Linked DNA regions of Homo sapiens: region 2 is linked to region 1. The links are chromatin loops, found by intact Hi-C in ENCODE. Cell type or tissue: mammary epithelial cell. All regions are shown on one strand. Links, peaks and the distances in the headings refer to the core of each region. The heading gives the core; the rest is flanking DNA.

Region 1 (16,128 bases), core at 5,020-13,019:
TAGATAGATGATAGATAGATAGATAGATAGATAGATGATAGATAGATAGAAATATTGCATTATTTTTGTAGGGAAGAGTTTTTGACTCCAGTTTTCTATCCCAAATTGATTAGAAGATTTAAAATACACAAAAAAGGTGTCAGCGATTCGTGTTTGTAAAATCTCCAGCATTCCAGCCTTCCCGAAGGGGCTGGTGAGAGGAAAATAATGTCTTTGCCCCTACCACTTATCCCCAACCCCAGGCAGCCCAGACCACAGAATAATGCTGCCCTACCCCGCCCCAAGAAGCAAGGCAGGTTTAGTCCACAGCAGAGCTTTTTGGTTCAGTGACTCTCTACAGTGCTAGTACTGCCCTCTAGAGGGCAATTTGGAAATTTTTTGAAGTCTGTACCAACGATTTAGAGGGCTGGCGGGATTTGCATGTTTGCATGGGCCCGGCTGAGGCCAGCGACAGTAAACAATGTGTAGAACAGCCTCCAAAAGCAAAATTGTTCCCCAGCCCAGATAAACTTTTAGTGTCCCTCCACCCATTTATGAAGGTTAAAAACCTGTTTATAATTATCTGAGCTTAAACCTAACTTTTACTTCTTTTTTTTTTTTTTTTTTTTTTTTTTTGAGACGGAGTCTTGCTCTGTTGCCCAGGCAGGAGTGTAATGGCGCGATCTCGGCTCACTGCAACCTCCACCTCCCGGGTTCAAGCAATTCTCTGCCTCAGCTTCCCGAGGAGCTGGGACTACAGGCACCCGCCACCATGTCCGGCTAATTTTTATATTTTTAGTAGAGACGGGGTTTCACCATCTTGGCCAGGCTGGTCTTGAACTCCTGACCTCATGATCCACCCGCCTCGGCCTCCCAAAGTGCTGGGATTACAGGCATGAGCCACCGCGCCCGGCCTAACTTTTACATGTTAACAAAATATTTTTGCATAGTTTTACTAGACACTGAATTTTCCAGGAATTCAATCACTGTAGATTTGCAAATCTAGGAAATACTGTACTTTTCTTGGCTCAGGATTTTATTTACTCACCATTTTGGAAAATCATGTCTCTGAAGGAAAGCCTAATTTTGGTATTTTAGTCAGTGATACACCATAACTGTTTCTATATCCATCCCTTTTTCAGTATTTAACGGTGTTGACTAAAAGAGTCAAACTCTGTAAAACATTTTTTTTTTTTGAGAGGAGTCTTGCTCTGTCGCCCAGGCTGGAGTGCAGTGGCACGATCTCGGCTCACTGCAAACTCCGCCTCCCGGGTTCACGCCATTCTCCTGACTCAGCCTCCCGAGTAGCTGGGACTACAGGCGCCCACCACCGCACCCGGCTAATTTTTTGTATTTTTAGTAGAGACAGGGTTTTACCATGTTAGCCAGGATGGTCGCGATCTCCTGACCTCGTGATCCACCCGCCTCAGCCTCCCAAAGTGCTGGGATTACAGGCGTGAGCCACCATGCCTGGCCGGTAAAACATTTTAAGAGATTTATTCTGAGCCAAATACGAGTGACTATGGCCGGTGACGCAGCCTTCAGGAGGTCCTGAGAACATGTGCCCAAGGTGGTTGGGGCACAGCTTGGGTTTATACATTTTAGGGAGACATGAGACATCAATCAAATACATTTAAGAAATAACATTGGTTTGGTTCCAAAAGGCAGGACAAAAAGCGCGGGGGGGCTTCATAGGTAAATTTAAACATTTTCTGGTTGACAATTGGTTGAGTTTATCTGAAGGCCTGGGATCAATAGAAAGGAAATGTTCAGGTTAAGATAAAGGATTGTGGGTACCAAGTTTTATTGTGCAGAGGAAGATCTCAGATAGCAGACTTCAGAGAGAGCAGGTTGCAAAATGTTTCTTATCGGAACTAAAAGGGTGCTTGGCTCTTAGTTGATTATCTCCTGGATCTGGAAAGGAAGGAAGGACAAAAAAGGGGAAAAGGGGATTCTCTACGGAATGTGGATTTTTCCCACAAGAGATGGCTCTGCAGGGCCATTTCAAGATATGACAGAGAAACATGTTTTGAGGTAAAATATTTTTATTTTCTTCCTTGCCATGGCCAGAGTCAGATTGGAAAGTAAGTCTCAATATACAGGATTAAATAAAACCCATCTGATGAGAACTGATGATTTGTGGGGCATGACTCCCCAGACTCCTTACATAAGAATTTGGGGAAAAAAAAAAAATCAGAGCTTCGTCCTCAACATAGAGGCCCAAGCATCTCACTATTCATTATGCCTTCTGATGTTATCATATCCAAGTAATGCGACTGTTAACTACAGTCATCTCTCAGCATCAAACAGGGTGTTCCAGGGCCCCTAAGGATACCAAAAACTTGTAAATGCTCAAGTTCCTTATATAAAATGGTACAGTATTTGTATATGACTTACACACATCTTCCTCTGTCCTTTAAATCAAGCTTCTCCGGCCGGGCACGGTGGCTCACGCCTGTAATCCCAGCACTTTGGGAGGCCGAGGCGGTCGTATCACAAGGTCAGGAGATCGAGACCACGGTGAAACTCCGTCTCTACTAAAAATACAAAAAAAAATTAGCTGAGCGTGGTGGCAGGCGCCTGTAGTCCCAGCTACTGGGGAGGCTGAGGGAGGAGAATGGCGTGAACCCGGGAGGAGGAGCTTGCAGTGAGCCGAGATGGCGCCACTGCACTCCAGCCTGGGCGACAGAGCGAGACTCCGTCTCAAAAAAATAAATAAATACAAAGTAAAAAATAAAAAAAAATCAAGCTTGTTCAACCCGCGGCCCAAGACAGCTTTGAATGTGGCCCAACACAAATTCGTAAACTGTCTTAAAACATTATGAATTTTTTGCTATATATATGTATATTTAGCTTATCAGCTATCGTTAGTGTTAGTATATTTTATGTGTGACCCAAGACAATTATTTTTCTTCCAATGGGGCCCAGGGAAGCCGAAAGATTGGACACTCCTGCTTTAAATCATCTCTAGATTACTGATAACACCTAATTCAATGAAAATGCTATGTAAATAGTTGTTATGCTGTATTGTTTATTTGTATCATTTTTATTGTTCTATTGTTTTTTCAAATATTTTTCATCCACAGTTGATTGAATCCACATGGTGTGCCGACTGTATATATTATTTTTAATATAAATTATTTTACTTTTACCACTCCTGTGTGCTTCGACTGAAGCATTTTGTTGATTTTTGTATATTGTGTGTATAAGTAGTTGTATAGTGAAAAGTGTCTTACAACATATTTATTACTGAAACAAGGCACAATAAAAAGACAAGGTTTTGGCCAGGCATGGTGGCTCACGCCTGTAATCCCAACACTTTGGGAGGCCAAGGTGGGCAGATTGCCTGAGGTCAGGAATTTGAGACCAGCCTGGCCAACATGGTGAAACCCCGTCTCTACTAAAAACACAAAAATTAGCTGGGTGTGGTGGTGCACACCTGTAATCCCAGCTACTCAGTAGGCTGAAGCAGGAGAATCACTTGAAACCGGGAGGCGGAGATTGCAGTGAGCCGAGATCATGCCATAGCACTCCAGCCTGGGTGACAGAGCAAGACTCCGTCTCCAAAAAAAAAAAAAAAGACAAGGTTTTATGATCCTGAGCAGAACAGTTTACCTTCCTATTGCTTGTGTCAACGAAAAGAGTCAAACTCTGTAAAATATTCTAAGAGATTTATTTTGAGCCAAATATGAGTGACCATGGTCTGTGACACAGCCTTCAGGAGGTCCTGAGAACATGTGCCCAAGGAGGTTGGTTGGGGTGCAGCTTGGGTTTATACATTTTAGGGAGGGCATGAGACATCAATCACATACATTTGAGAAACAGATTGGTTTCGTCCAGAAAGGTGGGACAATTCAAAGCAAGGTTGGGGTAGGGGGCTTCCAGGCTATAGGTAAATTTAAACATTTTCTGGTTTACAATTGGTTGAGTTTGTCTAAAGACCTGGGATTGGCCGGGCGCGGTGGCTCACGCCTGTAATTCCAGCACTTTGGGAGGCCAAGGCGGGTGGATCACAAGGTCAGGAGTTCAAGACCATCCTGGCCAAGATGGTGAAACCCTGTCTCTACTAAAAATACAAAAATTAGCTAGGCACAGGGCAGGTGCCTGTAATACCAACTACTCGAGATGCTGAGGCAGGAGAATCACTCAAACTCGAGGGGGCAGAGGTTGCAGTGAGCCAGGATCACGCCAGTGCACTCCAGCCTGAGCAACAGAGTGAGACTCCATCTCAAAAAAAAATAAATAAATAATAAATAAAAATTTAAAAAGACCTGGGATTAATAGCAAGGAAATATTCGGGTTAAGAAAAAAGATTATGGAGATCGAGGTTCTTTTGAAGTTTCACAGTGGCTGCCCTTAGAGACAATAGATGGCAAATATTTCCTATTCAGACCTTTAAAAGGTGCTAGACTCTTAGTTAATTTCTTCAGGATTGAGAGGGCCTGGAAGGAAAAGATCTAGCTATGTTAACAGAGATTCTTTACACATGCAAAATTTCCCCCACAAAGGATGGCTTGCAGGGCCATTTCAAAATATGGCAAAGAAACATGTTTTGGGATAAAATATTTTGATTTTCTTCTTTGTCACGTAATGTTATGCCTGAGTCAGATTGGAAAGTAAAACACGATATATAAGGTTAAATAAAACCCATCTGATGAGAATTTATAGTTTGTAGGGCATGACTCCCCAGATCTCTTAGACAGGAATTTGGGCAAAAAAAAAAAAATCAGAGCTGGGTCCTCACTTCAAATGTCTCCTTTTTAAAATAGGACTTTGCCTTCACTTTTTCACAATCAAAAGGCCTATTGAAGTGATTTTCTTTTCTTTCTTTCTTTCTTTCTTTTTTTTTTTTTTTTGAGAAGGAGTCTCCCTCTGTCACCCAGACTGGAGTGCAATGGCACCATCTCGGCCCACTACAACCTCTGCCTCCCAGGTTCAAGTGATTCTCCTGCATTAGCCTCCTGAGTAGCTGGGATTACAGGGACACACCACCATGCTCGGCTAATTTTTTTGTATTTTTAGTAGAGACAGGGTTTCACCATGTTGGTCAGGCTGGTCTCAAGCTCCTGACCTCATGATCCGCCCACCTCAGCCTCCCAAAGTGCTGGGATTACAGGTGTGAGCCACCGTGTCTGGCCAAAGTGATTTTCTTAAAACCAAAGAGTCCCCAAAACAAATTCACATGTTTCCCTCTAGCAACTATTAACATGTCTTATTTCTCTTTCTCCCCTGCCTTCAATCTTCGCATATCTAGGATATCTTCCTTAGATTGGACTTACAGTTCTCCTCTTGGCCAGGCACGGTGGCTCACGCCTGTAATCCCAGCACTTTGGGAGGCCAAGGAGGGCAGATCACGAGGTCAGGAGATCCAGACCATCCTGGCTAACACGGTGAAACCCCGTCTCTATTAAAAATACAAAAAATTAGCTGGGCATGGTAGCAGGCGCCTGTAATCCCAGCTACTCAGGAGGCTGAGGCAGGAGAATGGTGTGAACCCGGGAGATGGAGCTTGCAGTGAGCTGAGATCGTGCCACTGCACTCCAGCCTGGGCGACAGAGTGAGACTCTGTCTCAAAAAAAAAAAAAAAAAAAGAGTTATCTAAAAGAAGAACCCTTCACAGTCACACATTTGATTTCCTCACAAAATGTGAAGGTGAGGGCTAGGTTCCATTCATTGCAGTAGCTTCTGGTACATAGTATGTGTTCAGTAAACACTGGTTGAATTAAAACTTAGAGAATTGGAACCAAAAGACAATTGGAACTGAAGACAATGGAAACAGAAAAACTATATATTAAAGGTTCTCAAGTGTTGGTCAGAAAAAGTATGCAAAACTTGGAAATAAGGCAAAAAGCTAAATAGCACATCCTTTTGTTACAGGAAAGGAGTCCTGATCCAGATCCCAAGAGAGGGTTCTTGGATCTTGCATAAGAAAGAATTCAGGGCAAGTCAGTAGAGTACGGTGAAAGCAAGTTTATTAGGAAAGTAAAGGAATAAAAGAATGGCTACTTCATGAACGGAGCAGCCCCGAGGGCTGCTGGTTGCCCATTTTTATAGTTATTTATTGATGATATGCTAAACAAGGGGTGGATTATTCATGTTTCCCCTTTTTAGACCACATAGGGTAACTTCCTGACGTTGCCATGGCATTTGTAAACTGTCATGGCACTGGACGGAGTGTAGCAGAGAGGACAATCAGAGGACACTCTTGTTGCCATCTTGGTTTTGTTGGGTTTTAGCTGGCATCTTTACTGCAGTCTGTTTTATCAGCAAGGTCTTTAAGACCTGTATTTTGTGCCAACCTCCTACCTCATCCTGTGACTTAGAATGCCTTAACCATCTGGGAATGCAGCTCAGTAGGTCTCAGCCTCATTTTACCCAGCCCCTATTCAAGATGGAGTTGCTCTGGTTCACATGCTTCTGACAATTTCACTTTCATGCAGTGGCAAAGATCATCATAGGGTTGTCTAGAGTGAGGGCCAACGAACTTTATTTGTAAAAGTTGGTCACAACCCTCAGGCTCCACTGTGCCACGGACCCTGGTGGACTGAACAAAGGAGGACGAATGCGGGAATAAAGACAAAGACAAACAAGTATATTTGGAAGAAGGGGTCAGGGGTCTCCTTGCTTCTAGTGAACAAGGGCTCTGAGCTTCTATAGCCCTTTGTATTTATTGAGTAAAGGAAATAATGAGGAGGGGGTGGTTGTCAGTCAGCTGTTTCACTTAGTGCAGGCCTGCATAACTGCTTTCTTTGAACAGTAGGCTCCAGATGTTCCAGTAGATAACCTCAAGGAGCACGGCGCCAGGGAGTGATTGCCCTCAGCATACCTTCTGGTGGCAGGTGCAGATGTGAGTTTCCCCACATCCTGCATTCGTGATAAACAGTTTGCTCTTTTATCATATAGCCTCCAGTGGAGTGCTGAGTTGGTCATGACCCTCAGGCTTTCCCCAGCATGTAAAGGTTCACATAGTAAATTTCTCAGGCTCTAAGTCATAGTAAATTTCTCAGGCTCTGAGTCAGGTAGAAACCCTGTCTCTACTGTGAGCTTTAGGATTTCTGTGTTGAGAACTCAAGTCTAAATCTGTGGACTTTAGAATCTCTGCTGTGTGTACTCAGGACTGCCATTGTGGCACAAAAGCAGTCATGGACAATAAGCAAAGGAAGAAATAGGCTGGGCTCCAACAAAACTTTATTTACAAAATATGTGGGCTGGATTCAGCCAGAGGATCATAGTAACGTAAAGTTTATCCCATTATTTACTATTGATTAAGGGTCCCAGAATTCGTGAAATTACTTGTTAACTTGAAGATTTTTGTCAGGAAGAAATGCAAATAACTTCTGTTGGTGGGACAGATACAGGTCACACATTGCTTAACAGCAGGGAGAAATGCGTGAGGTGATTTTGTCCTCGTGCAAACCTTATAGAGTGTGCTTACACAAACCTAGATGATACAGCCTACTATATATGGAATAGCAAATTGCTCCTAGGTTACAAACCTGTACAGTGTGTTAGTATGCTAAATACTGTAGGCAATTGTAGCACAATGGTAAGTAATTGTGTATCTAAACATAAGTAGGTACGGTAAAAATATGGTATAAAAGATAAAAAATGGTACACCTGTATAGGACATGTTTACCAAAATTAAGGCTGTTGGGGCACAAATAATTTGATAAAGGTTTATTGGGGCCAAGTATGGTGGCTCACACCTGTAATCTCAGCATTTTGAGAGGCAGAGGTGGGCAGATCACTTGAGGTCAGGAGTTCAAGACCAGCCTAGCCAAATGGCAAAACCTGTCTCTTTTAAAAATACAAAAATTGGCCAGGCGCGGTGGCTCACACCTGTAACCCCAGCACTTTGGGAGGCCGGGGCAGGCAGATCACAAGGTCAGGAGTTCGGGACCAGCCTGGGCAAGATGGCGAAACCTGTCTCTACTAAAAATACAAAAATTAGCTGGGCATGGTGGCACAGCGTATAATCACAACTACTCGGGAGGCTAAGGAAGGAGAATCTCTTGAACCCGGGAGGTGGAGGTTGCAAGGAGCCGAGATGGTGCCACTGCACTCCAGCATGTGCGACAGATGTGAGACACCATCTCAAAAAAAAAAAAAAAAATTGGCTGGGCGTGGTGGTGCGTGTCTATAATCCCAGCTACTCAGGAGGCTGAGGCTCGAGAAATCACTTGAGCCTGGGAGGCAGAGGTTGCTGTGAGCTGAAATCGTGCCACTGCACTCCAGACTGGGAACAGAGCAAGAATCTGTCTCCAAAAAACAACAACAACAACAAAAAACGGTTTATTGGAAGCCAAATGGTGTGAACATCACAGAGTGTACTTATGTTCACGGAACCAAGCCGGGTCCAGCTACGTTTTCTCAGGGCCCAATAACAAGAAGCAGAAAAACTAGGAAAGAAGAGAATTTATTGCTGTAACCAGTTACAGGGAGCAGGCTGGAGATAATTCCACAAGACCAACTCAAAGTGTTACAATTTTCTTCATGATTATATAGGTTGGGGTTATATGCCCACATGCAGTATAGCATTCACCTAAGTCTATTGGTAACTAATTTTGTTTCAACTAGAAGGTCAGAGGCAAACTAATGCTTACTAAGTCTGATTAAAAGGGCCTCAGTACCTTCAAGGCCTGTGTACTGTGGTACCAGAGTGATTATTTCTATCTTATCTCCTTTACAGCTTGGTCTGGAGTGCTGCCTTAGACTCTCCAATGAATTTACTCAAACAGCTCTGTTACCTTGACTGTCTCAGATTTCGTTGACCCGAGATGGGTCCTGCACTAGGAATGAAAGACTGTATTATTTTGGTTTGCTCCAGGTTAGGGAGAAGCCCACGCAAGGCTCCTACTGACCATACGTTTCATTTCTAGCTTTGCTGTCTGGGTGCCGATTTTGCTAGGTTTAACTATTTGCTCAATGTTAAGGCAGCTCTGTGGAAATCTGTGTAACTGGAGTGCTATGCAGGCCTGTCTGTGTGATTGTCAGGGAGAATTGGCCTGCCACACTTACACAAATCTAGGTGGTCTAGCCTACCATACACCTAGGCTATATGTATGGTTGACCTGGGAAGACACGCTAACAAAGTTGGGAGTGTTCTGGAGTCTGCTACAAGTTGGAAGGCTTTTATGGGAAAGTTTAGAAGAAGGGAGGACTCCTGACAGCACAACCATCCTTTTCACTGGAGGTACAACACAGAGGTTACAATCATTGGCTACAGACTGCAATATAAAGGCTAAAATATCGACATTTGATTCAAAAGTGAGTCAGAGTCCTCTTCAGTGTCAGGAGGTTGTGCATTAATCAGTACTTGACAATTTGAGGAACTCACAATAAGATTCGTTACTCAGGGACAAGATGTTTGCATGAATCACAAGCCCTCCCTCAGGCTGTTAATTTAGAAGCCTATTTACTTTAAAGTCAACTGCCCAAAAGTGCCCTGTAGTTTATCAGGCACTTACTATGAATGGAGCTTGCAGCACTGGAGGTTGCCTGGGTGAGTCACTGAGTGGTGATTGAATGTGAAAGCCTGCAACATTACGGTGCACTACTGTAGATTATAACCACTGGACACTTAGGCTATGCTACATTTATTATTTATTTATGGATGGATTATTTTATTTTATTTTTGAGACAGGGCCTAGCTCTCTCACCTGGCTGGAGTGCAGTGGTGCGATCACAGCTCACTGCAGCCTTGACCTCCCTAGGCTCAAGAGATCCTCCCACCTCAGCCTCCCAAATAGCTGGGACCACAGGCACCCGCCACCATGCCCGGGTAGTTTTTAAATTTTTTGTAGAGACGAGGTTTCACCATGTTGCTCAGGTGGGGCATTTATTTTTAAACATTTTTTAATTTTTTGTGAGGTCTCACTCTGTCTCCCAGGCTGGAGTGCAGTAGTGTGATCATGGCTTACTGCAGCCTCGACTTCCTGGGCTCAAGCAATCCTCTTGCCTCAGCCTCCCAAGTAGCGGGGACCACCGACATCAGCCAACACACACAGCTAACTTTTTGTAATTTTTGTAGAGATGGGGTCTCACTATGTTGCCCAGACTGGAAAACATTTTCTTAAATAATAAATCTTAGCTTACTGTAGCTTTTTTACTTTTTAAACTTTAAAATTTTTAAAAACTTTTGACTCTTTTGTAATAACACTTAGCTTAAAACACAAACACATTGGCCGGGTGCAGTGGCTCACACCTGTAATCCCAGCACTCTGGAAGGCCGAGGTGGGCAGATCACAAAGTCAGGAGTTCGAGATCAGCCTGGCCAGCATAGTGAAACCCGTCTCTACTAAAAATACAAAAATTAGCAGGGTGTGGTGGCACACACATGTAATCCCAGCTACTCAGGAGGCTGAGGCAGGAGAATTGCTTGAACCCAGGAGGTGGAGGTTGCAGTGAGCCGAGATCATGCCTCTGTACTCCAGCTTGGGCGATAGAGCAAGACTCTGTCTCAAAAAAAAAAAAAAAAAAAACCCACAAACACATTGTACAGTGATACAAAAATATTTCCTTTCTTTATATCCTTAATCTATAAGCTTTTTTTATTTTTTAAACTTTTTTTGTTCAAAACTAAGATGCAAACACACACATTAGTCTAGGCCTACTTATACTCAGGATCATCAATATCACTGTCTTCCACCTCTACGTCTTGTCCCACTAGAAGGTTCAGGGACAATAACATGCATGGAGCTGTCATCTACTATGATAACAATGCCTTCTGGAACACCTCCTAAAGGACCTGCCGGAGGCTATTTTGCAGTTAACTTTTTTTTTTTAAATAAGTAGGAGTATACTCTAAAATAACAACAAAGAATAGAGTAAGTACATAAACCAGTAACATAGTCTTTTATTATCATTATAAAGTATTATGGACTGTACATAAGTGTGCCTGCTATACTTTTATATGACTGGCAGCACAGCAGGTTTGTTTACACCAGCATCACCACAAACACACCAGTAATCCAGTATGCTATGACGTCAGAATAGCCACAGTGTCACTAGGCAATAGGAATGTTTTAGCTCCATTATAAGCTTACAGAACTGCTGTCATATATACAGTCTGCCATTGATCAAAATGTTGTTATTCAGTGCATGACTGTAACTCCCGATTTGTGGCTTGTTGGACATTAACATTTAATTCACTATCTTAGGGTTCTCCAGAGAGACAGAATCAATGGGACATGATAGATATAGATCAGATAGATGATATAGATATAAATATAGATATAGGAAAAAGGATTTATTAGAGGGATTGGCTCTCAATTATGGAGGCTGAGAAGTTCCATCACAGGCCATCTGCGAGCTGGAGACCTTGGGATGTCAGTAGTGTGGTTCAGCCCAAGTGTGAAAGCCTCGGAACCAGGGAAACTGATGGTATAACTTCAATCTGAGGCCAAAGGCCTGAGAACTCCAGGGGCCGCTGATGTAAGTCCTAGAGTCCAAAGGCCCGGGAGCCTGGAATTGTTGTCCGAGGACAGAAGAAGAAAAGTGCATCCCAGCTCTGGCAGACAGATGGACACATTCTCCCTTTCTGTTCTTGTTCTCTCTGGGCCCCCAGCAAGTTGGACCGTGCCCACACACATTGAGGGGAATCTTCCCCACTTAGTCCACTCAGACTCATATGGTAGTCTCCTCTGGAAACATCCTCACAGACACACCCAGAAACAATGCTTTACTAAGTTTCTAGATATTCCTTAATCCAGTCAAACTGACACCTAAAATTAACCATCACACTCATGGCTTGTCCTAGAAATCTTCTTGTTTCTCAAATGCTCTTTGAACTGGTCACTGCATCTTTACTGGTTCCCTCATTAATCGGTGAGCTAAGTAAAATCTTTGACACATTTCATTGCATATTTGCCAGACAGCCACATTGTTACCTTCTTGAAAACTATACTTTAACATGTCTCATAAGTACAAAAATATAGACTCTAGACCCAGGTCTTTCCCACTATCATGGGAAGGGGACCAGTGGTTGTACGTTCTGCATTTCACTAATTTTGAAAGTCTGGTTCAACACTATGAAATAGTGATGTGAAGCAGTGGTCCCCAACCTATTTGGCACCAGGGACCAATTTCGTGGAAGACAGCTTTTCCATGGACTGGTGGTGGGGTGGGGATGGTTTCAGGATGAAACTGTTCCACCTCAGATCATCAGGCATTAGATTCTCATAAGGAGTGTGCAACCAAGATCCCTCACATGCACAGTTCACAATAGGGTGCACGCCCCTATGAGAATCTAATGCCACTGCTGATCTGACAGGAGGCGGAGCTCAGGCAGTAATACTCCCTCGCCCACCACTCACCTCCTGCTGTGTGGCCCCATTCCTAACAGGGTTTGGGGACCCTTGATGTAAATAACTGTTGTTGTTGTTGTTGTTGTTGTTGTTGTTTTTGAGACAGAGTCTTACTCTGCTGCCCAGGCTGGAGTTCAGTGGCATGATCTCGGCTCACTGCAACCCCTGCCTCCAGGTTGAAGCTATTCTCCTGCCTCTGCCTCCCAAATTGCTGGTATTACAGACGCGTGCCACCATGCTCAGCTAATTTTTGTATTTTTAGTAGAGATGGGGTTTCACCATGTTGGCCAGGCTGGTCTCGAACTCCTGACCTCAGGTGATCCACCTGCCTCGGCCTCCCAAACTGCTGGGATTACAGGCATGACCCACTGCGCCTGGCCAAGAACTGCTTCTAAGTTCAGTTTATTTCAAATCTTGGTGGATACATGGCTGTAATAACCAGAACAGACATTTCATGAAACCTCTTCATACACAACAATTAGGGTGAGGCTCATAGTAACAATAATATAAATCCGTATTTCAAACAGTGTTGGTAATTTTGAATGTTTTGACCAACTTCTAATAAACTATGTTAGATTTTTATTATATTTTCTTGTCAAATAGTAGACAAAGGGCTTCTACGCCTGTAGGAATAGATGTCAGTGTTGTCAAACAGCTCCTTGTTTGCCGCCACATGCATTATTAGAGTTATCTTGAAAACCAGCAGTTTCTCTGTAGGAGTCTTTTAAAGCCACTTATCTGTTGTGTAAAGATAGGTTTAGTTGAAACTAGATCATTCCATCTGCCTTTAACCAGGCACTCCTAACCTGTAATATGCTGCACTCTGAAGGGGTTCAGGGAGGAAAGTCACCACAATGTGACGCTTCTGTTCTTCCCCGAGGAGGTGACACATAACGGTGACATAGATTCAGAGTGACAAATCCAGTGCATACTCTATAATCAATGTCAGTAAAGTTTAAATTCTTGCTTTTTTAAATAAAAATAAAATGGACTAGGAATTCTGGTCTTCCTGCATCTCAGAGGCCTCACTTGCACTTTCCCCGGATTTCTTGCACAGCCCACTGGAGTCTGACAAAAGGATACCCTTTCAAGTCTGAAGTTTGGCAGTCACTAAGTGGGCCCCGCCACTGTGGCAGCGGCACCCCATGACTGTGAGATCCATTTTGCAAAGATAAATAAAACACTTCTAAGAGTAACTGGGAATAACTGAAGGCAGGAAGTTACAGTCTCTGCTCAGTGACACATAGGTCTTTCTTCCTCCTGACCACTGAGCACTGTTGACCTTTATCTGAGACCCTGCACCTCTGGAAAGCAGTGATAATCAGGCAGGCATGGTGGCTCATGCCTGTAATCCCTGCACTTTGGGAGGCCAAGGCAGGTGGATCACGAGGTCAGGAGTTTGAGACCAGCCTGGCCAACATGGTGAAACCCTGTCTCTACTAAAACAATAAAATAAAATAAAATAAATTATCATGGCTTAGTGGTGGGCGCCTGTAATTCCAGCTACTTGGAAGGCTGAGGCAGGAGAATTGCTTGAACCCAGGAGGCAGAGGTTGCAGTGAGCTGAGATGGCACCACTGCACTCCAGTCTGAGCAACAGAGTAAGACTCTGTCTCAAAAAAAATTTGTTTGGCCGGGTGCTGTGGCTCATGCCTGTAACCCCAGCACTTTGGAAGGCCAAGGCAGGTGGATCGCTTGAGGCCAGGAGTTCAAGGCCAGCCTGACCCATATAGTGAAACCCTGTCTCTACTAAAAATAAAAAAATTAGCCGGGCATGATGGCACGTGCCTGTAGTCCCAGCTACTCAGGAGGCTGAGGCAGGAGAATCACTTGAACCAGGGAGGTGGAGGTTGCAGTAAGCCGAGATCACACCACTGCACTCCAGCTTCAGCAACAGAGTGAGATTTTGTCTCAAAAAAAAAAAAAATTTTTTTTTTTTGGCCGGGTGCAGTGGCTCATGCCTGTAATCCCAGCACTTTGGGAGGCCAAGGCAGGCAGATCACCTGAGGTCGGGAGTTTGAGACCAGCCTCACCAACATGGAGAAACCCCGTCTGTACTTAAAAAAATACAAAATTAGTTGGGCGTGGTGGCGCACACCTGTAATCCCAGCTACTCAGGAGGCTGAGGCAGGAGAATTGCCTGAACCCAGGGGGCAAAGATTGCAGTGAGCCGAGATCGTGTCATTGCACTCCAGCCTGGCAACAAGAGCAAAAAACTCCAAAACAAAACAAAAACAAAATCAAAAAAATTTAAGTAAAATAAAATAAAGACAGAAAGAGGCCAGGCATGGTGGCTCACGCCTGTAATCTCAGCACTTTGGGAGGCTGAGGTGGGCAGATCACGAGGTCAGGAGATCGAGACCATCCTGGCTAACACAGTGAAACCCCGTCTCTACTAAAAATACAAAAGAAATTAGCCAGGCATGGTGGCGGGCACCTGTGGTCCCAGCTGCTGGGGAGGCTGAGGCAAGAGAATGGTGTGAACCCAGGAGGTGGAGCTTGCAGTGAGCTGAGATTGTGCCACTGCACTCCAGCCTGGGCGACAGAGTGAGACCCTGTCTCAAAAAAATAAAATAAAATAAAATAAAATAAAGAAGACAGAAAGAAAATGTATTTATTTAAAAAGAAAAGAAAGCAGCGATGATAAAGCACCCTGCACCCCCAGTACCCCCACCCCCAACCTGAACCCCATGCAACCCCCATCCTCCACCACCTTTTGTTTTTCAAAATCCCCCATTCTTTTGTGTTCTTGGAGAAGACTTGCTCAGAGAACCATCCTTCTGCATAGGACATAGGTACAACTCACCGTCCACTCTCTTGTGACCCCACGGTTCTCAGGGTTGGCTCCCTTGTTCATCTGCAACAAGGCCAAACACAAATCCTCCAATTTCCCATTCTTTGCTGTAGTTGACTAGCTAAGATTAGAACAATTTGTTTCCCTGAGAATAATATTTCTGGTTCAGCTAAGTGACAGACAGTTCTGCATACAAAACAACCCCAACTGCATATCACCCCACTTCAGCTTGTTTACTCCTCTCTATATAAGTCTAGGGCAAAAGCACCCTGCTGAGATCCTCTGATCTTTGCCTCTCAAGTGTTCTTTAATCAATCTGCCTACTTCTCTGGGTTTTGTCTTTGACACAACCCTCGATTTCTCTTTGAAGAAGTGTCACCTTCACCAAACCCAAGTGTGTCCTCCAGATAGATTACTGCTCACCCTGCATAATGCCTCCCAGGTAAACCTTCTCCCCTAAAAGAGAAATACCTCTTTTTTTTTTTTTTTAAGACAGTCTTGCTCTATTGCCCAGGCTGGAGTGCAGAGTGCAGTGGCTCAATCATGGCTCACTGCAGCCTCATCCTCCCAAGCTCAAATGATCCTCCCACCTCAGTCTCCTGAGTAGCTGAGACTACAGGCAAAGGCCACCACACCCAGCTAGTTTTATTATTATTATTATTATTATTATTATTATTATTATTATTATTGAGACTGAGTCTCACTCTGTCTCCCAGGCTGGAATGCAGTGACCCAATCTCGGCTCATTGCAGCCTCTGCCTCCCGGGCTCAAATGATTCTCCTACCTCAGCTTCCCAAGTAGCTGGGATTACAGGTGCACGCCACCATACACAGTTAATTTTTATATTTTTAGTAGAGACAGGGTTTTGCCATGTTGGCCAGGCTGGTCTCAAACTCCTGACCTCAGGTGATCTGCCTGCATTGGCCTCCCAAAGTGCTGGGATTACAGGCATGAGCCACTGTGCCCGGCCCCAGCTAAATGTTTATTTTTTGTAGAGATAGGATTTTGCTATGTTGCCCAGGCTGGTCTTGAACTCCTGGGCTCAAGCA
Region 2 (12,540 bases), core at 401-8,400, 62 kb after region 1:
CTCAAAAAAAAACAAACAGGCTGGACCCAGTAGCTCATGCTTGTAATCCCAGCACTTTGGGAAGCTGGGGTGGGCGGATCACCTGAGGTCAGGAGTTCGAGACCAGCCTGACCAACACGGTGAAACCCCATCTATACTAAAAATACAAAAATTAGCTGGGCGTGGTGGCGGGCGCCTGTAATCCCAGCTACTCTGGAGGCTGAGGCAGGAGAATCGCTTGAACCCGGGAGGCGGAGGTTGCAGTGAGCCCAGATCGCGCAATTGCACTCCAGCCTGGGTAACAGGGCGGGAGTACGTCTCAAAGAACAAACAAAAAAACCACAAAAATTCTCCAAACATTAAGAAACAAAAACAAACAAACAAAAAAACAAAATTATGTGCTCACTTTGGCAGCACACTAGAATACAAAGATTAGCAAATTAAATAATTTTTTTTTAAATTAGCCAGGTGTATTAGCACACTGTAGTCCCAGCTACTCATGAGGCAGAGACGGGAAGATTATTTAAACCCAGGAGCAGTGATTGCAGTGAACATTCATCCTACACCGCAGTACTCCAGCCTTGACGACAGAGTGAGACCCTGTCTCAAAACAAAAACTCCAACCCTTTTCTCGTAGTCATAAAGTAAAACTAGAAATAAAGTTATATCTTGCCTTCCAGTTTCTTGAAATTTCCTGAACCTAGTAAATTTTTTTGTGTTCTCATGTGAACGCAATCTAAAAATACCTACTGGCACAACTGCTGTGACATTTCAGCTTTTTTTTTTTTTTTTTTTTGAGAAGGAGTCTGGCTCTGTCGCCCAGGCTGGAGTGCAGTGGCGCGATCTCGGCGCACTGCAAGCTCTGCCTCCCGGGTTCACGCCATTCTCCTGCCTCAGCCTCCCGAGTAGCTGGGACTACAGGTGCCTCCCACCTTGTCCTGGTAATTTTTTGTATTTTTTTTTAAGTAGAGACGGCGTTTCACCGTGTTAGCCAGGATGGTCTCCATCTCCTGACCTTGTGATCCGCCCGCCTCAGCCTCCCAAGGTGCTGTGATTACAGGCATAAGCCACCTCGCATTTCAGCTTTTGAAAGCACTTTCCAAAATGCGTCCTTTTAAAGGTAGGAAACCAAAAAGAAACTGAGCTGTGAAGGTTTCAAATTAGTTTTTTAAAAAATAAATGTTTATTTCAAGTATGAAAAGTAATGTTTAAACGTTGTCCCAAAATTGTGTTCAGTTTCACAAGTATAAAATAAGACTTCTGAAAAAAAGTTTACAATTAGTTATAAAACACTTAAGAATATATTTTGACATTCACATCACAGTGGGCATTTTTGAAAAATAAATTTTGCTAATATAGCTTAGAAACCAAAACATATTTACAGTCCCATTTAAATAAACAAGTCCTTAACTGAGGAACGGTCCTCCCTCAAGATGGGTAGAATTTCAAATTGATTTGTATAAGCATTCCTTTTAAAATAATGGTAAATCTGGTTCAATAAAGTAGAAATTCAAATACCTTGTTTCCCCGGTGAATACCATCCATTTCTTACACATGGCTACCCAAAGTTCTCAAGCCATTTTAATTAAGCACTTTCAATGAAATACAATGAAAGTGGGAACCAAACTCTGAGAAATCTTTATCATGGCATTTCTCATTAGTTTCAGCGAAATATTTTGAACAGAAAAGGAAAGAAATTTCCCAGTGGCAATTACAAAACCACATCTTGTAATTATTTTACAGGACTGCTACCAAGGCTTCTGCTTCTCTTCTCCAGGTACATCTGTTTGTAGGTTTGAAACATTTCTTTTGAATCTTTTACTGGGTTTTGTAGCATCTCAAATCCATCTGCACTGAAGCTTCTCTTCGAGAGTCTTGAATTAACATTATCTAAGGGAAATAAAAACTTTACTTACTTTATTTCTCAATGTTAGCTGTGATCAATATATAATCAAAATTCAGAGGGAAAATATATATTGGAGGGATAAAAAATTAAGGCAAGGAGTTAAGCAAAAGTTTCAGAACCATAGCTCTTCACTTATAGAATTGTAAGTTATATACACGTGACATCTTGCCTTTCTTTTGGGGGCTGTTTTCTACTCCTGCCTCCTTGCCCCATCCTCATTGCCCTGGGCTGTTCTGTTCTACCTTACTCTTGGCTCAATAAAATGTATCATTGCATATCATTAGTATGAATGTGATCTTTTAAACAGCTATGTAAATTAGCAATACAAAGAGTACAAATATGAGTCAGTCCCAAACAATACATGAAAAGGATAGGTTTCATATTTTGGTCTTGCCATGTATTGGATATTCTAAAACATGTCTATAGTTTCCTGTTTCTTGAGACCATTTCAGTGTTACATTAGCTTCAGTGTCCTTTTTTCATAATGACCCATCACCTATTGAAAATATGTTGAGGCTGGGTATGGTGGTTCACGCCTGTAATCCCAGCACTCTGGGAGGCCAAGGCAAGCAGATCACATGAAGCCAGTTCAAGACCAGCCTGGCCAACATGGCGAAACCCTGTTTTGACTAAAAATACAAAAATTAGCTGGGCAGAGGTTGCAGTGAGCCGATATCACACGACTGCACTCCAGCCTGGGTGACAGAGCGAGACTGTCTCAAAAAACAAACAAACAAACAAACAAACAGAATTGCTGTATGGGTATGCGAAATACACTTTCTACTGAATGTGTATCACTTTCATACCATCACAGTCAAGAAATCCTAAGTCAAACCACTGCCAAGTCAGGGACTATCTGTACATTTCATTCCTGCTGCAGCTATTTTCTTCTGAATAATGGGGTCTTGTTTTGTCTTTTTCTACCTGAATGGGTGGAGTATTCTGTCCTGTTAGTTCTTTAGATCTGCTGCAGTCTTCCACTTTTTCGTTTGCTTTCTTTCAGAATTAGTAACACTGAAGCCCCAGATGGGTCTCTAAGTTGCTTTCCAAGAAATTCTTGTCATTTCCTCTTCATCTCTTTACCCTAACTTAGGACTTCAAGTTTGCTGCAACCTTTGCTACTGAATTTAGACATCTGTTTCTCCTGTGGGTTTTTTTTTTTTTGAGACAGGGTCTTGGCTCTGTTGCCCAGGCTGGAGTGCAGTGCTGCATCAGGGCTTATTGCAGCCTCAACTCCTGGGCTCAGGTGATCCTCCTTCCTCAGTCTGCCAAGCAGCTGGGACCACAGGTGCGCACCACTATGCCCAGCTAATTTTTTAAAAAGTTATTTGTAGAGATGGGATCTCCTGATGTTGCCGAAGCTGGTCTCAAACTCCTGGGCTCAAGCCATCCTCCGGCCTTGACCTCCCAAGTGCTGGGATGACACACATGGGCCCCACACCAGGCCAGATGTATGTTTCTTTATAGCAGATTGGGAGTTCATGGCATTTTTCTCTCACTTCATAGTTGGTTCACTGTTCTCCAGCCTCTTTGTCTAAGGTATATAATTCACTATTTCCCAGAGATCCCTTCTCCAGAACCAGCTTCACTCGCCCCTAATAGGCATTTAAAAAATGCCCATGTGGCCGGGCGCAGTGGCTCACACCTGTAATCCCAGCACTTTGGCAGGCTGAGGTGGGTGGATCACTGAGGTTGGAGTTCAAGATCAGCCTGGACAACATGGTGAAACTCTGTCTCTGCTAAAAATACAACAATCAGCCAGGTGAGGTGGTTCACGCTACTCAGGAGGCTGAGGCCGAGGCAGGAGAATCGCTTGAACCCAGGAACCAGAGGTTGCAGTGAGCCTAGGTCGCACCACTGCACTCCAGCCTGGGCGACACAGCGAGACTGTCTAAAAAATAAAATAAATAAATAAATAAAAATAAGTAAATAAAAATGCCCATGTAGCCATCACCTGAGATTTTTTTCTCCTCCCTTAGGTCTCACCTATTTGCGTCTTGTTGTGCCATGACAAAGCTGTATGACTTGTCTCCTGGACTGTCTCACCCAGCTTTGCCTTAGTGTACCTGGTTTGTGTTTTTCTTTCATCATGATTCTGAGTATTTCAGCCTCACATTCACCGTGCAGTGCTCATCCTGCTGTGCTGTCTGCACATGTCATTCAACTCATGCCTATCTCTGAAGCCTCTGGTCAATCTGTGTATCTGTCTTTTGAGTGTTTTCAGCTTCAGATTCCAAACATGCCTCTCGCTTTCTCTTTGAGATAATCATGTCTCTCCTGTTTCCAAGGAGCTTTTTTCTTACTCCAATCTTCGTACCCATTTGTATCTTTCGCATTTTTGGCTTTCTGCCTTCCAACCCGAGAGGCATTGTTTTCCCACTGTCAGGCCTCTCACTGCTCTTCATTCCCTCCTCTTTAGGTTATTTGTCCTGTTCTGATTAAGAGTATATTTCTTCATTGATGCAAGTTTTTCCCATATGCATGTTTCAATGCTAACTGACTTTTTTTTTGAGACAGAGTTTTGCTCTGTCGCCCAAGCTGGAGTGCAGTGGTCCGATCTCAGCTCACTGGAACCTCCGCCTCACAGGTTCAAGTGATTCTCCCGTCTCAGCCTACTGAATAGCTGGTATTACAGGCATGTGCCACTACACCTGACTAATTTTTATATTTTTAGTAGGCATGGGGTTTCATAATGTTGGCCAGGCTGGTCTCGAACCTCTGACCTCAGGCGATCTGCCTGCCTCGGCCTCCCAAAGTGCTGGTATTACAGGCGTGAGCCACCTCGCCCGGCCTCTACTCAATTTTTACACGCCTGCTTCTAAGTATTTGTTTGAAGCTCTCTTCACAACCGTTGTCAATTCCTTTTATAAAATGTGCTTCTTATTGTTTCTCTTGGTGAGTTTCTGCTGCTCTCCATTTTTGAGGCTCTGAACCCCTCTTTGCCTATTTTTTTTTTTTTTTTTTTGAGACAAGACTCTCTCTCTGTCACCCAGGCTGGAGTGCAGTGGCGACATATTGGCTCATGGCAAGCTCCGCCTCCTGGGTTCATGCCATTCTCTTGCCTCAGCCTCCCGAGTAGCTGGGACTACAGGTGCCCGCCACCACACTCGGCTTATTTTTTATATTTTCAGTAGAGACAGGGTTTCACCGTGTTAGCCAGGATGGTCTCAATCTCCTGACCTCATGATCCGCCTGCCTCGGCCTCCCAAAGTGCTGAGATTACAGGTGTGAGCCACCGTGCCCAGCCCCCTCTTTGCCCATTTAATGAACCAAAACTAAGACAAAAACTCTTGAGCTCTAGCTTTTAGTTTTCAAAGCCAAACCCTAACAACAAGGTACTTTCACTCCACTAATTAAATCATATATTCGGGTGGACACGGTGGCTCATGCTTGTAATCCCAGCATTTTGGGAGGCCGAGGCAGGTGGATCACCTGAGTTCAGGAGTTTGAGACCAGCCTGGCCAACATAGTGAGAGAAATCCAGTCTCTACTAAAAATACAAAAATAAGCCAGGCGTGGTAGTGTGCTTGTAGTCCCAGCTACTCAGGAGGCTGAGGCAGAAGAATTGCTTGAACCTGGAATGCAGAGGTTGCAGCAAGGCCGAGATCGTGCCACTGTACTCCAGCCTGGGAGACAGAGCAAGATGCCGTCTCAAAAAAAAAATCAAATACTCAAAGCTCTACTTTTTCTAGTTGGTCCTCAGCCCAAATCCCTTCCCAGCAAATAACACAGCTAGGACCGGTCTCATTATTAAAATACAGTCATCCCTGGGTATTGAAGAGGGACTGATTCCAGGACACTTCTGCAGCATCCACCCAAATAGATACCAAAATCTGGGGATGCTTAAGTTCCTTATGTAAAATGGCATAGTATATTGTATATAACCTAAAGCATACCCCCCACACATACCTTAAATAATTTCTAGATTACTTTTAATACCTAATACAATGTAAATGCTATGTAAACAGTTGTTATACTATATTGTCTTTTAAGTTTCTATTTTTATGGTTGTATTAATTTTTTTCCCAAATATTTTGGATCCACAGTTGCTTGAATCCACAGATACGGAACACGCAGATACGGAGGGCTGACTATACCTCAACCACACTTAATGGACTTTGAAAAGAGGGGACCAGATTCAAGTCCCTATTCAGTCACTAGCAATGAAACTTAAGTCAAATGATGTAACCTCTCATCTATAAAATGGAAATATCCTTGCCTAAATTGTATTGAAGATTAATCAAATTAACATGTAAATAATTGAATCCAGGGTCTGGCAAACTAAGTCCAGCCTGCTGCCTATTTTGGTAGATAAAGTTTAATTAGAGGCCAGGCACGGTGTCTCATGTCTGTAATCCCAGCACTTTGGGAGGCCGAGGCAGGTGGATTACCTGATGTCAGGAGTTTGGGACCGGCCTGGCCAACACGGTGAAACCCTGCCTCTACTAAAAATACAAAAATTAGCTGGGCGTGGTGGTATGCAACTGCAGTCCCAGCTACTTGGGAAGCTGAGGGAGAAAATCGCTTGAACCTGGGAGGCAGAGGTTGCAGTGAGCCAAGATGACGCCACTGCACTCCAGCCTGGGTGACAGAGTGAGACTCTGTCTCAAAATAAATAAATAAATAAATAAATAAATAAATAGTTAATCAGAACACAGCTGATACTCATCTACATATTATCTGCAGCCATTTCCCTGAAACAGAGTCAGAGCTGAGTAGTCAGGACAGACACCTTATGACCCAGAAAACCTAAAGTATTTGCTGTCTGGTCCTATACAGGTAAAATATGCAAACCTCTTAGCTAACTCATTGTGATAAGACTTATTTTCCTATTAAAATAAAATAAAGCTCAGCCTTTCATTCCACAGCACGACAACACAAAAATGTCCTCCTACCACTCAAACACAAACACTGAATGACTGAAAAAAAAAAAAGAACATGGATAAAATCATACTTTACAATCATATCATAACCATAATCCAATTTCCATATACCAGATAGGGAGATAAGTGAATGAAGATTTAAAAAGATGACTTTACCTCTCTCTTGGCTGTCTTTCTGTGTCCTTTTCTTTGTAGCAACAAATTTTAACCAGTCTTCTTTTGTACTTTTTATTCCTGAAACTATTTAAATATTCATTTTCAGAACTCTAGATATTGCTAATCATCTCCTTTAGTACTATAACAAAGGAAAATCATGTAAGCTGAAAATAGATTTTGAAAGGCCCTAGATATAACCACATGTAACACAACTCTAAAAAAAGGACTGGAAAAATGATTTCTATTTGAAATGCTTACCTCAATTAAAAAATGAGTTTATCTTTACTATGTAATTATGTTCCCCTCACATGAACTGAAGAGGTTAATACATCTCCAGATATTAAAGGACACATGAGATAGAAAACTACATTGCCCCCACCCACTTCCAATGTTCCCATTATATCCCCACCTCAAATTCCAAGGATCCAAATGAAAGAACCTATTGAAATCACCAATTTTTTACAAAATGAATATATCCCTATCTTCTTTTCCAGGAAAACATATCCTGTTTATGCTATTGTTTTATGAACCCCAACAAATATAGTCAGAAAAGCAGAGCAAAGACTTCAATTTCCATTCAAATCCTTTAGTTTTCCAATCTTTCTCAGCACAATGCTTTACATATAATATCCACTATGTCTAAATGTTCCCTTAGTACCATGAACAACTAGTTATCAATTTTCTCCTTCCTTCCTGCACTACATTGAGAAGTCTACCATTAAGCTACCTAATATTCATAGCTGCCAGCTTGGCTTTAAAGATTTTAAATTATAACACTGGACAATACTGCTTTCAAGGTTCTTCTATCTTATGAGTAGGCTAGATGTTACCATTTTAAATATAGTGATAACACAGCCATCAACTGTTTCAAAGAGGACAATTAGTTGACCCATTTCCATATGAACAAAAAGACTTCAGTATTCATCATTACTTATCCTCTAACATTCAGAACAAAATTTCAAGTTCACAGGGCTTTCAAATTACAAGTCCAAAGGAGAATTAACAAAACCAAGACTCTTACATTACTAGCTACTTGACACTTTTCTGACATTCCCACAAGGAATGTGGAATGTTTTTCACAGTACAGCCTTCTTGGTACTAACTGAAATATTTCTATCTGGCAAGTTTTACATATAGCTCGTCATGACGACCAATTTTCTACAATTTACAATAAGGTGGCAATGAACACAAAACAAATATTGCCCAATGAAACATTGGTTTACCAGGCAAAACAAATACTAGGTAGTGGCATAACACATTAAAGTCTTTCCCAGCAGCCCAAGACAGCATGAGAGGTGCTAGCCCAAATATTGACCTACGACTCTTTACAATATTGTAGACACCACCAAGAAAATCATACTGGACCTTGCAGAGGGGCTTGCTCCTTCCTAGGATGAGGCTTTACATCCTTCCGTTCTTCCACAGAGTTTGTATTCTTTAGTAAGATATCTGGACATAATTTAAACTCCAGCATGTTTGATTTTTCTGTGTTACCTTTCACCGGTAAAAAGGTCTTATGTTTATTTTCCTGTCTCTTATCTTTATGAAGCTTCCTGGGTGAACTTTCTAATTTGGTGAGAGAAATGCTTTCACGTTCAGTGCATTTAAACCCAACTCTATTCAGATATAATTTCTTTTGATCCTTTACTTGGGGAGGCATTTGGCTGAATTGAGCTTCGTTGCTTATATTGGTTAATTTGTCTAATTTAGTCTTATCAATCCATATTTTATCAGGCTGCTTCCCACCAACTTTTTCTTTAACATTCCTTAGAATGTTGTATGTTTTAGACTCCTGAGAATGGTGGATTTTGAGGTTTTTACCATGGCTTGTCAAGCCATTTAATGATTCTTTAGAGGTCTGCACGCCGCTGCTGTGTTTCTCATTTGATTTCCCACAACTTTCAACCTGCACGGCAAGTTTACTTGGTCTCATATGTTCAGAATCACATGGCACGTTTTTCACACAGATTTTCTTCGATGCTTTATTACTCAGAGCTTCTTTATGCTTCTGCCTTTGTAAATACTCCTTAGGAGTTAGAATTCTACTAAATTTAGATGAACTCGCTTTCGTGTCTACAGACTTAGTATTTGATACCATCTTTTCTTTAACAATGGCTCTTTCGTTTGGGTTTGACAAAGAGTCACCTAATTTGAATGTAGCTCCCACACTTCCTTTCTGTTCTTGTTTATCATGTTTCTTTTTCTTTACTTCCATATCTAATACGTTCCCTTGGTCTAACTTTCGTTTTTGTTTGAAGCTAACTGATTTGAGTTTCAATTTTATCTTTTCTGGTGATAATGACTGTCCCAAAGAACTATGCTTCTTATACACATCTTTATTTGGCAAAAAAGCTGTTTTTGTTTTTAGTGGACGTGAGTTCTGTGTTACATGTTTCTTCTGTCGGGTTTCCTGAGAAGCTTGTTCATAAGATGCTGTCATTTTATTACTGGAGTGAAAGGTTACCTCGTGAAACCTCAATTTTTTTCTTTTGTGATTTTGCAAGGGATTTAGTTTATCACATTTAGATGAAAACTGACCAGCAACTAATTCTTGTTCTGTCCTTGGTAAGCTTTTATGTTTTGTTTTGGGTGTATCTTTTCTACTGTCGTCTTGTAGTTCAGGAAAATGACTTTTCCCATCTGGAGGAGTCTTTGGATTATTTACAAGGCTCTTAAATTGAACAACAGTGACATCTCTATCAGAAGTTCTCTCTCCTTGTTTACAACTGTTGGTATCCAAAGGAGAACACTGCTCTTTTTGTTTCTCTTCCTCTGAAGATGAGTTCTTGATGGAATTACACTGACACTGGGGTACTCCTTCGTAAACCATGGAGAGCCAGCCCAATGCACAGCAGTGGATATCATCTTTCTCAGAGTCCAGTATCACAGAATCACGACTTTGTCCAGCTGCAGGTGCCTGCAGGTCACACTGGCTAACTACTTCTGTGATGGGCTCTTCTTTCTGAGGTTCTGCCAACTTGTCTACTACATAGGGTTGATCATCCTGTTCAGGAAATATTTCTTTCATTTGCTCTGAGCTTAATATTGTAATTTGTATTTGATCTGCTGGGTCTTTGGAGTCAGAACTGGTTTTATCAGCAGTTTGATCTTCTGAGGTCTGGTATGTAGTTTGCTGGCCCACAGAACCTTCACGTGTATTCACAGCCTCAATGCCATAAGGAAACTCTTTTAGAAGTTCTGACAGCTGGTCATGTAGGTATAAGACAGGTGCCTTATCACTGTGGATTTCATTTCTTGCAGGATCTTGGGGAGTATAGTTGCTGGATGCATCTATTTCCTGAGGGTAAATATCCTCCTGAATAGCAGCTGACGAGCACGTATCGTTAGCTGTGCTTTTTTCAGTGGCATGCTCCAAACTACTTTTCTCTAGAATAACTCTGTTTGTTTCAAGATTGTTAAAAGATGACTCTAAGGGTGGCTCTGACTTTGACTGATCACATATTTTATGTGAAACATCTGTGCACTGTACAGGTTTATCTTTTTGAAAACCAAAGTCTTTATTTTCAGTGGTATTATCTAATTGTTTTTCTGGTTCTCTGCTGCCAATCCCTTGCTGATTGGGTAGAGAAGGTTTCTGTGGCTCAACCATTTTCAAGGGAAGAGAGCTGAATATCTTTGCTATTTGGGAATTGTAAGAGGTATCACCTTCAACCAGAGAACAAATATTGTCAATCTGTAATGTATCACTACTCACAACAGTACTATTCCTTGACTCCTGTGAGATTTGCTGATCGTTCATAGGAGAATGGATAGCTGACTCTAATTTGTTATGCTTTCCTTGATTGACATTAGGTGTGACTTCTGAATTACCATTAGTTGACTCATTCTGCTTTTCCTTCTGAGTTAGTGGAAAAATCTTGGTTGATGTTGCTGTACTTGCTACTGGTCCACTAACATCAACTTTCAAAGCAGCAGTTGCCTTTGCATTTTCTGCCAATTGATTTTGTAAACTACAAACACTGCCTTCTTTAATAACGGGATACACTGTTTCAGGTAACACTGCAGGTGTTATTCCTTTGACAGACAATGTTTTGACCTCTGACAGAACTAACGGTGACACTACAGCTATCTGAAGTTCTGTTCCCTTTGTTATATTTATACCTGAAGACTCATAATTGTGCATTACCATCGACAAAGCTGTCTGCTGTGAGGGATTACTTATTTTATTCTGAGAATTTGAATTTCCCACAACTGAACAAGGACTCTTAACGTGGATGTTAGCAGGCTTTGAAATTCCAACTGCTGTTGTGTTTGTTCTGAGTTTATCACACTCCTTTTCTTTTGCAGTATCTGAAGGTTGCTTTTTCCACAGGGAAAGACAGGTTGCTAGCACTTCCATGGAACAGCTACTGTCACTTTTAGCAGGCATTCCTTTTGTTGAGGATTCTTGTCCACTGCAAAAGGAGTTGTCCAAAACCCTGCCACTTACATTAGAAGTACTTGGAGTTTCCATGTTCTTCAAATTCAGTTGGTTACCAGTCATTTGGGTATTTGGATTCATTTCACAACTGTCTGGTTTAGAATCCTGAATAGTTTGATTAGCATCTTTTAATACTGTCTTCTGAGTCTTACGTGCCTGTGAAAGCAAAGCGAGAAGTAGCATATTTTCATTTTGAATTTTTGATTTATATTCCTCAGTGGACATGGACTTGGGAACAGAAATTGTTTCACAAACTGCTGGTGAATTTTGCTCAACTTTGGTAACATTTTCTGATGAAAGCTGAGTATTCAATACTGCCTGGGTCATCTCAACAGCTGATGTCTTTGAAGTGAGAACTTTCACATCATGAGATGAGTCTGGCATTGGCCGCTTTTCAGAATAGACAGGATTTGGTAAAACAGAATCAACTTGGTTAAACCTTCTGCAATTGACTTCCTGAATGTCAGAATTCAACATACATTGAGTCTTATTTGTTTCTGCAGATTCCACTACTGTTGGTGTTTGTCTCTCTGCATTCTCTGGCATTACTGGAGTTATCTGGGGTCCAGACTGGATTTTGGCAGTTTGTTTTAGAGACAATTTAGAATTCTGAGCTGGTTCACTATAAGAAGTATTAGTCATTTTAATACAACCTGCTGCCATCAAAAGATCTTTATTGATTTTAATTTTCCTTGCAAGTTCTGAAAACTTCTGTTTTATCTCTACTAATGTTTTAATATCCCTTACTAGCTTTTCTTTTGCAACACTTGTGTCCAGTACTTGATTTGAAGTTGGATTGCAAGAATCCATTATTTTCTCTTCATTAGTTTGAGCAAGAGTCTGAACACCATCCACAGAAGATCTAATGGGACTGTTAAAAGGCTGTTTGCTGTTGGTATTTACTTTCAAGTTAGTGAAATTTCCAATTGTGCTGACATTTTCATTAGGGTTTTGCCACTGCTGTTGAAAGCTGGTCCTTATTTCAGATGACAGCATTTCTCGACTCTGAGGAACTTCCATAGACAAGTGTTTAGTAATATGCTGAGTACTTTGCAAAGGCTGGCTTCCATATCTACAGTTGTAAGGAGGAGGAGGAGGTCTTTTGTCAGTTTGCGTGGCATACTGCTGTGATGGTACAGCTGAGGTCTGCCTTGATGGTAAAGTTAATACAGAAT

Evidence for each region. A loop is a pair of places that touch in the nucleus more often than their neighbours do. Peaks named below come from ENCODE experiments on the same cell type or tissue, not always from the same donor. Only the 100,000 strongest peaks of a DNase experiment are listed, where the experiment ranks them.
Region 2: it touches region 1 in a loop (10-fold over the local background); 2 of 110 quality-filtered maps call a loop at or near these places.

What each region holds. Positions count from the first base shown.
Region 1 is chr12:32,044,993-32,061,120 of GRCh38, reverse strand. No RefSeq gene overlaps it. Among named protein-coding and RNA genes, the nearest start is that of BICD1, 54 kb to the left of the region's middle. In mammary epithelial cell, for the core only: no CTCF peak of the experiment used is centred there; DNase peaks (open chromatin) are centred at 6,920 and 9,390; H3K27ac peaks cover 1,429 bases.
Region 2 is chr12:31,981,707-31,994,246 of GRCh38, reverse strand. It overlaps RESF1 (retroelement silencing factor 1), which reads right to left. Exons shown (of 6, transcript NM_018169.4): 4 at 8,290-12,540; 5 at 6,925-7,008; 6 at 1,140-1,869. The coding sequence ends at 1,712. Among named protein-coding and RNA genes, the nearest start is that of RESF1, 29 kb to the right of the region's middle. RefSeq lists a silencer at 195-359. In mammary epithelial cell, for the core only: no CTCF peak of the experiment used is centred there; a DNase peak (open chromatin) is centred at 3,986; H3K27ac peaks cover 1,291 bases.